2 separate regions of the Homo sapiens genome follow, and region 2 is linked to region 1. Evidence: chromatin contacts called from ENCODE Hi-C or POLR2A ChIA-PET data. All regions are on one chromosome and are shown on one strand. Each heading gives the region's core, a stretch centred on a gene start or an enhancer-like site at or near the end of the contact. The rest is flanking DNA. Distances are from core to core; before and after follow the strand shown.

Region 1 (4,497 bases), core at 1,849-4,348:
GTTTTTGGAATGGTATGCACAGATAAATTTAAAATTACAGTCAAGGGAGGGGTAGCTAAGACAGCCCAGTGACGATGATCAATTCTACGTCAGGAAGAAATCAAGAAGAAAATGGGGTTCACAAATGAGTTAGTAACAACCGAGATTTCCACTTTGAAAGTATCTTCACACCGTTATTTCACGGGATCCTCAAAACCCCCTGAGGTGGTAGGAAGGTGATTGTTGGTGTCAGTCCCATTTTGCAGAAGAGAAAAATGAGTGTCAGGCAGAGTGGCTCGCTCGGTGCCCTGGCGGCGGCAGCGCGCCAAGGCCCAAGGCCCCTCTGGTCTCTGGGCTTAGACCTACGGCAGGAGGCGGGGGAAGCCTGCAGCGCAGCTCAGCAGCAGGTGGCAAGCCCTCTACCCGCTGGGAACGTTCAGGGTTATCAGCCCGTGGGAAGCAAGGTAGGACCCGCAGCTTGCAAGAATCTGCAAGGTGGGAACGGCGTTCGGGATGTGTTTGGCCCCCCAAGGCCAAGGCACGAAGGGGTCCCAGGCGGGTCGCCAGCGGCGCGGCTTACAATGGCCGGTTCGACCCAGAACGGTCGCCGCCGCAAGGCGGGTGAACTTTCCCGCCCTATGCGCCTGTTTCCGCGGGCCAGGCCGTCCGCCCGCGCCGCGTGGCCTGCCTAGCTGCACCTTAGCCCCCATGCGCCGGGTAGGCCCGGGCCCCGCCGCCGCGCTCTGAGCCCGCGTGGGTCTCACAACCATGGCCCTCTTATCTGCTCCTGTGCTTCGGTGTTTGGTTTTCCCTGTTTGACAGACTGAACCTTGTACTTTCGCAAATAACAAGTGTTTGCTCAGCAATCCAAGCAGCACCGGCAAGATTGCAGGTGCTGCGGCGGGCATGAGAGGTCATGCATTCGGGATGCCAGGAGGTCCTGGAGTCAGGAGCCCTGCAGCCCCTTCAGGGATGCCAGTGGCTTGGGCTGAACCCCAGACTCTGCCCTCGAACTTGAAGGGAACTTGAAGCTTCTTTAGGCCAAGTTTTATTGAAGGGTGTCCTGGGACACAATTCAGTGACTAGTAAATTTTGGCCATCGGAAAGCTCTCTTTACCCTAAAGAAAGACGAATACACTTAATGACAATTATGATAATAATAAATTTAGAAAGGCAATGGTAATTCTTTTTTTCCTAACTTGTCTCACTCTACTTCTTTTAAATTCAAAACAGGTCCCCTTTTTGCTGTTGTTAAAAAGGATTTTTTAACTTCTGAAATTAAAGCAGAGTATTTCACTTTTGTTAAAAAATAGAACTTAATCCACAGTTGAGATTTTTGTTTTTCTAGACTTGAAAATCTGCTTGTAATTTGCACAAATGCCTTTCACTTCAAAACCTTTTATCCAAATAGAAGCACAAAGTTGTACTTGCCTTTCCTTCCACAGAAGGCGTTTCCAGTATCTTGCATACACAACAACTTGCTCAGGTTAAACATAGTTTCATTAAAGAGCTATTAAATGGTGCTCTTAAAGTTTATCTTTGCATTTTAAAAGGGGTATAGATGTTGCCAAAACAGCAAGGATAGCATGTAGGGTACTTTGCAGTTCTCTAAACTTTTTCCTCCCTGGAGTCACTGAAGTCCCTTCCTGGCTTAAGTCACTTTGGTACTCAATACAGTGTTTGTTTACATCATTTAGCATTATGCCCCTTAGCTTTACCCAGTGTCATTTTAAGAAATGATCGGGTGAAAAACAGCTTTAAATTATCTGTAAAATTGCCATAGATATTCATTATGTTGCTTCACATAAAAAATTCCTTGCAACTAATTTCCACTTGGACTTTAGTACTAGAATGAAGTTTGCCTATGTTTTCTTTTTTCAGTTAATGAAAGCTGTGGAATGCATGGGACTATTCTTTTTGCCTAGGAATCTCAGAACTTAATTTTGAGGATCCTCCTTAGCCTACATTTTCTGACATAGTTCTTACCCTACATCTCCCTTTCCCCCAACCACCATCAGATATTTCTTTCTCTAAGTTATTCATCCCATCTTTGTTTTAAGGTACCTATATATTCTTTTATGATTCCCTTTAAAAAATCGCAGAAGTAGGAAGATATAAAAATTAGTTATTCTAGACTTCCTCAAAATGTTCTTTCAATCTGCTTTTAAATGGCATATACAATCATTCTCGGCTTTGGCATTTGGTTCAGGTGACACCTGCAAGTTACCTTACCAAAGGCCTACCCAGAATTGTGTACAATCCCAGCAAACAAGGCTCTGCCCCTCTCAAGAGTACTCTCAAACAGCAATGCATATCTCATCTAATGCATTACTATTTTGTGAGTCACTAACAAGCTTCAGTACTTTGTTTTATTAGTAACAACTGACTCACAGCACACCTTGTAGCTGTGGAAGCCCCATCTGATACCCAGACCCCTGATGCAATGCAGCTGCTCTGAGATATGCCGGGAAACCACAGCTCAGGAATCAGTTCTTATTTTCCTTCAAGTAGCAGCACAGATTTCCTTACTTTCAACTGTCATGAGCTGAACTCATTTTTCAACGAAGCCTAACATCTGTGCTTCCTTCCATCCAGCAGGAAAACTTTATTTCCCCAGAACTTATTTCTTCAGTCAAAGGTGTCTGCCAGTTCTCAAGAGAGCTGTACTTACAAAGATGCCCAAGAAGCAACTGGGAAAAACTCTTTGGGGTTCTGAGGACCCTTAGAGGAAAAGCTGATGGAAAAGAGGAAGGGAGTGAATGTCTCCTGAACCCCGGCTCTGTGCTAGGCACTCCTTGGCAAATTTCTTTTAGCCTTACCAGCAGGCCTCTGATTTAGACACATTTATATGCATTTTCCCCATGAGAAAACAGGCTCAGAAGGGCTAAAGAGCTTGATCAAATTGCATCACTGTTGTCTTAGTCCATTTTGTCCTGCTATAACTGAATTCCAAAAACTAGGTAATTTATAAACAACAGAAATGTATTTCTCACAGTTCAGAAGGCTGGAAAGTTCAAGGTCATGGTGCTGGTAGGTTTGGTGTCCGGTAAAGGTTGTCTCCATTCATAGATGATGCCCTGGACACTGCATCCTCTGTAGGAGAGAAACACTGTTCTTCACATAGCAGAAGCATGAGGGAAGAGCTCTAATGACATGAACACCTCCCGTTAGGCCCCACCTCCCAACACTGTTGCCTTGGGAATTAAGTTCCAACATGAGTTTTGGAGGGGACAAAAATGTTTAAACCATAGCAACTTATTAAGTGGTGAATCCTGGATAATAGCCCAGTTGGCTGGATGATGGGGCCCATTCAGTGTTCACTATAGAAACTGCCCAGAGAGAGTGAGGCTGTTAATATGCTCCCTCAGACTGGTTACACAGAGTACCCTATAGTTCAGGCCACGTGCAGGGACTCTGAGGCTGCAGGGCCTGGGTTCAAATTCCAGCTCTGTTACTTGTGCATGACCTTGGACAAGTTACTTAATTTCATGGGATGCCTGTTTCATCACCTTTAAGATGGGGATAGTTGTTTGGAGCAAATTATTTAATCCTGGCACAATATAAGTATTCAACAACTGTTAGCTATCGTTATCCATTCATATCCCACTGTTATTTTATTGCAGGGTAAAAAAAATGATGCTTTCTTGCCCAAATGGTGGTGTTTTTATGTTGCCTATCATTTGGAAATCATTCACTTGGAATGGTAGACCTGGTAGTGGGGTCATCTTTGGAATCACCTAGACAGTTTTTTAAAATACTGATGCTTGTGTCCTACTCCTAGAGATTCTGATTCAGTTGGTCTCCTAGGCATGTAGGAGAAGGAAATTTTTAAATGCTATGAAATGCTCTTAGTGGTTCCCAAAGTCTATCCCTGGACCAGCAGGCTTAGTATCACCTAGGAGCTTGTTTGCTGGAAACACAAATTCCCAGGCCCCACCCCAGACCTAGTGAATCAGTTACTTTGGGAATACAGCCCAACAAAATAAGCCCTCTGCATCATTTGATGTCCATGAAAGTCTGAAAACCATTGCTCTAAGGGAAGGCAGTGCCCTGCAAGACTGCTTCATCCTAAACACAAGGCCCAAAGACTGATGCCAACCTACAGGGCTTATCTGTTCATTTACATGAGGCAATGTAGCTCTAGTATACTAGTCTCCCCTAGGGCCATAATATGCTGTGACTTTATCAGTGCATCCTCTCCTAGGCCCAAGGAAAGCCGGGTCCTCATCAGAAGTTTCTTTATTAAATGTTAAAAGATATCAGCTGTCCTTTGCCTTGGTTATGCTCCTTTTTCTCTGTTCCCACTATTCTGCCTATTTTCCCATAATCAACATAATCTTTCTCTGGTATTAATATACTTAAGGAGGTTTTAATTGATTTTTCCAGGCTATAGAGACACTCTGCACCTTCTAGGTGACTTTGTGTAACTCTGTTCTGATCCCTAATGTGAGGCTGTGGCACTCTCAGAGGGAGGGGTATTTCTTTTCCCCTCTTTCTTATAGAGGAACTCTCCATAGT
Region 2 (4,637 bases), core at 1,408-3,907, 520 kb before region 1:
CAGTAAACCTTTTTTTCTTCTCCCCATTTTTTTTTTAAAGTTTTCTTTTGTTATTATTGTTGTTGACTTTGAACATATGGTGAGGTTTTTTTTCTCTTTATATTTTACCAGCTAACTTATTTGATATATTACAAATAAGTAACACAAAGTACATAGTAATTTACTAAAGAAGAAAAAGTTAAGTCACATTGAGTTTCCTGGAGACAAAGAACACCCCTTTCTTTTCTCTCAGGCCATTTGGGATATAAAATTAGAACAAACCTAAGAACATGTTGGTATGTATCTTTGTGCTTTGGTTGCCAAGTACAAGAGGTGAAACATGTCTCCAATAAATAACTTTGGGGGTACACACTCGTGCTGGACAACCCGAAAATAAGCACCCTGTGCTGGAAAGAACAGAGTGCTCCCTTCAGTAATTTAAAAGCATCTTTTCCTGATTGTGGCTGCCCATACATGCTGGTAGTTCAGTTGGCAGGATCATTAAGTACTAAATGCTCCACAGGAGAGAACAAGCCCAAAGTGCTCCAGGAGTGCAAAAATGGGAATGCTCAGTGCAGACCTGAGAAGAGAGAGTCCAGAGGTGAGCCCAGAAGAGCCAACCACATTCTGGCAGGATGGGGAGCAGTCTGGCTAGCAGGGCCTCCCAGAAGTTAAGGGACACCAGGGCCACTTCCTTTTTTTTTAAGGGTCCTAGTATATTAAAAAATAAAAGCTGAAGAGGGTGTTAAGATTGTGGTATATTTTGGGTGTTTACAACAATTACAATTACAAATTGAATATATTTATATCCCACTGATATCTTTCCAGGGTTGTTCCACCTCATTGGAGATTACAACCAAAGTCCACATTTGAGGCTACCAGTGAATGGTAGGCCCCAGCTAAACACCTTCCTGGCCGCCACTGCCACACAGTTCACCACCAGTTTGGACCAAACAGTCCAACTGGCAAGGTACATGCTGTCCTTAGAGTTTCTTTCTTACCCTGTAACCTGGAAGGCCCATGTGCCAAGCAGGCCCTTAATAAGTACATGTTGAATAAATGAATAGACCAGTCTTGAAACATCAGCAAGACCATTCTCATCTTGTTCCGTTCCTAAAATGCTTCCCCTTCCCAGGTTGACTCCCCTCAACCACGTATCCTACTCACCCTTGAAGTTCTAGCCAAGCACCATGTTTTCTGTGAAGTCTGTCTGCTGCTGTTATTATACCTACTTTACTCTATATGCTCAAAAGTCCTCCTGTATTTACAGTTAGAACCATGTATAATAGTTTGGCACCCCCACTCCCACCCCAGCCTAGAAAACTCAAGTTCTTTACAGCCAAGGACTATGTCTTACTCTTCTTTTGGATCTATAGTGTAAGGCCTAAAGTTTTTTGTGCTGCCTTGACATCTTTGAGCTTCCTGGAGCCCCCAAAGACTAACTGTGAGTTCTGCTTTTGCCAGATAGGCCCTCCCCAGTGGAAAAGGCTCCTCATCTGGCTAGTTTCCCTATTAGCTAAATGAGCTGCACGCTACCTGGTCTTCAACCTAAGGGGTTCTACTTCCCTGCCAGCCTGTGAAATTATTCAAATAAGCCACTCATCCTCCAGTGGGAACCAGGGGTCACCCCAGCCTGTGTTGCTACAGAACTTGCCTCCCATAGGCCATGCTTGTCCACTCTACTCCTGAGTGCAACCCCAAGTGACGCTGCATGGTGTCCTGTGTCCTCCCCTAGGCTGTGAGCTTATGTGAGTCATAAACTGCCATCAATCTCATCTGTCCAGTGTTGGGTGCTGGATGTTCCACTATCTCATACTATTTAGGGTGGGGAATTCCTCTTTCAATAATGGAGTGAATAGAAGGTGATCAGAACAGTATCCCACACAGAGGTGTCACTCAATAAATTTGTGCTGATTGCATCATCTTCATTTGATGAAGTTCCTAGCCAAGTAGAAGACTGGAAATTAATTAAATATTTGCTGTAGATGACTATAGATTTTTCTACAAATAATCCATTTGAAACATATAGCAACAGCTTCTATTTGCATAATTATGCTTCAAGCAATCTTTTTCTTTACTGTTCACCATACTGTTAACCAATAAAAGCAAAACTGCCTAAGAGCAAATCTGTACTTAATTTCTGTACTACCGATCTGACATTTACATTGCAATTCTTAATAACTAATCGAGGTAAATTGTAACTGTGTCCAATCATGGAAATAAGATTCCAGTATCAGTCAACATTGGGTATAATCAAGAGACTAAAAACAACTGAAAGTGCATTAGAACTCAGACTTTCCCCCCACAATGACCTACTTAATGTATTTCATTGTCTCCCTTTATCTCACTTCTTTGTAAGCAAAATGGCAACACTTGGAGGCACTGAGAGACTTGTCCTAGAATCTGCAATTAGTTTTCTTATTAGTGTTTCAGGGAGAGTTTCATTCGCATTACTGTTATTTTATCACTTGGTTTCCAAGGTCCAAAAGGAAAAAAAAAAAAAAAAGGCCACGTATTTTCCCTTCTGGGGGCTCCTGCTTTTTATCTTAAAGCAGTGGGGGTGGGGGAACATGTACACCAGCAAGCAGTTCTCCTGTCCAGCTTCCAAGTCACACTCATTAGTAACGGGCCTCAGCCCCTCCCAGCACCCGGCCACTTCTCTCCTCTGCTGAGGGCTGGAGAGGGTGGGGACTGGGGCTCTGAGAGGGACCAGGGGATCAGGAAAGCTCAGATCCACGCCTTACCGCTCCTTGACCACACTGGAATGTGATGACTAGCTTTTTTCAGCCTGGGCTCTGCATGACAAAAGTTAGTGGAAAACGGTCATCAAACATTTCCAGCAAGCTTCAGACTTCTCCAAAGGACAGGGCCCTTCTCCAAAGACCGCCTGGCGCCTGGATTAGGCCGCTCCTAGCCTAGCCTCCCTGCTGCTCCTTTTCCCAGAGTGGTCGGTACACAGGACGTGCCGAACGTGCGATTATTAGAAGGCTATTACCAGAAGCAAGGGGATGTGCTCAGGGTGAGGCGCAGGCAAGGAAAAGACATTTCCAAACAACCCAAACAGCTTGCGACTGGGGACAAACCATTTCACCAGGGCGGTGGGGAGCCAGCCGGCCGGCCGGCCGGCCGACCCGGGGTGCGTGTGCCCAGAAGCTGTGCGGGCTCAGTGTGTAGACGCTCTGGCTGCGCAGCGCGCGTGCTCAAGTTCCAAAGCGCTGCACTCCACGGCGGCTGGAAAAGGTGGAAGAAGGACAAAATAAAACGAAATTTCCCCACACATCGCTAAAGGGAGGGGGCAGGCAGGGGGCCAAGCTCTGAAGAAAAGCTCTAAGAGATCTGTGGTGAACGGAGGAGAGACCCAGGGCAGAGGCTGGTGCTGTATTTGTGTCCAAAATTTGCCCGCTTTCCTGCTGTTTGCTGCTGGCTTGGTTGGCCAGAAAAAGTCCCCACAGTTTACCCCTAGATACGGAGGCCTTTCTCAGTACTCCACACACACACATTATCCGGATTTATTTAAATAAGAAAAAAAGTAGAGGGAAAAATATTTTTCATAAATATCTAGTACTAATAGTTTCATGTATAAACTGCCAGTAACTGCATATATACATACATGTATATGTTTTTAAACCAGAACATACCAGAGTTGTGTAATCTATTTTAAAAATAATTTTATTGTGGTAGAAAACTCAGAACTTAAAATTTACCATCTTAACCATTTTTCAGTGTATAGTTCAGGAGTGCTAAGCATATTTACATTGTTGTGCAACAGATCTCTAGGACTTCTCCATCTTGTAAAAGTGAAACCCCGTTCAACGCTAATTCGCTCTCCCCTCTGCCTTAGTAACTGCCTTTCAACTTTCTGTTTAATTTTGACTATTTTAGACTCTATATCTGAGTGGAATCATGCAGTATTTGTACTTTTGTGAATGTTTAGCATAATGTCCTCAAGTTTCATCCGTGTTGTAGCATGTGACAGAATTTCCTTCTCTCTTAAGGCAGCGTAATATTCCATTAGATGTATATACTTTTATACATTTTCTTCATCCATTCATCTGTTGGTAGACATTTGGGTTGCTTTCACCACTTGGCTATTTTGAATAATGCTGTGATAAACCTAGGTGTGCAAATATCTCCTCAAAATCCTGCTTTGAATTCTTTTGGATATATACCCAGAAGTGAGTATATATGCTGGATCATATGGCAATTCTATTTTTAATTTTTTGAGGAACTTCCATACCGTTTTTATAGTGGTTGAACCATTTTACATTCCCACCAACAGTGTGCAAGGATTCCAATTTCTCTGTATTCTTGCCAACATTTGTTATTTTCTGTTTTTCGGATATTGGCCATCCAAATAGGTATGAGGTGGTATGTAATTATGGTTTTGATTTATCTTTCTCTTATGATTAGTGATGTTGTGCATTCTCTTCATATGTTTGTTAGCCACTCGTACATCGTCTTTGGAGAATTATCTATTCAAGTCTTTTGCTTATTTTAAAAATCAGTTTATTTGTGGTTTTGTTATTGAGTTATAGTAGTTCCTTATATATTCTGGATATTAACTTCTTATTAGGTATATAATTTGCAAATATCTTCTCCCATTCCACAGGTTGCCTTTTCACTCTGTTGATTGTTTCCTTTGATGTGCAGAAGTTTTC

What was found. Hi-C counts contacts between places; a loop is a spot of excess contacts on that map. ChIA-PET counts read pairs that join two places held with the same protein, here RNA polymerase II (POLR2A). Pooled maps may share reads with other maps.
Region 2: a pooled map shows a loop between it and region 1 (2.2-fold over the local background). The contact joins the enhancer-like site here to the promoter of LINC00880 in region 1. A Hi-C loop is called at or near these places in 2 of 168 maps with a recorded cell type or tissue (A673 and chondrocyte) and 7 of 50 pooled maps. POLR2A ChIA-PET finds 5 or more read pairs at or near these places in 3 of 52 experiments (AG04449, GM12878 and activated T-cell).

Annotation. Positions count from the first base shown.
Region 1 is chr3:157,119,904-157,124,400 of GRCh38, forward strand. It overlaps LINC00880 (long intergenic non-protein coding RNA 880), which reads right to left and starts at 3,099. Exons shown (of 4, transcript NR_034007.1): 1 at 2,973-3,099.
Region 2 is chr3:156,603,159-156,607,795 of GRCh38, forward strand. No RefSeq gene overlaps it. Among named protein-coding and RNA genes, the nearest start is that of SSR3, 50 kb to the left of the region's middle. Within about 2 kb of position 2,658, at least 24 of the 41 ENCODE cell types and tissues checked have a DNase peak (open chromatin) inside an H3K27ac peak, as active enhancers do; they include A673, where a contact is called at or near this core.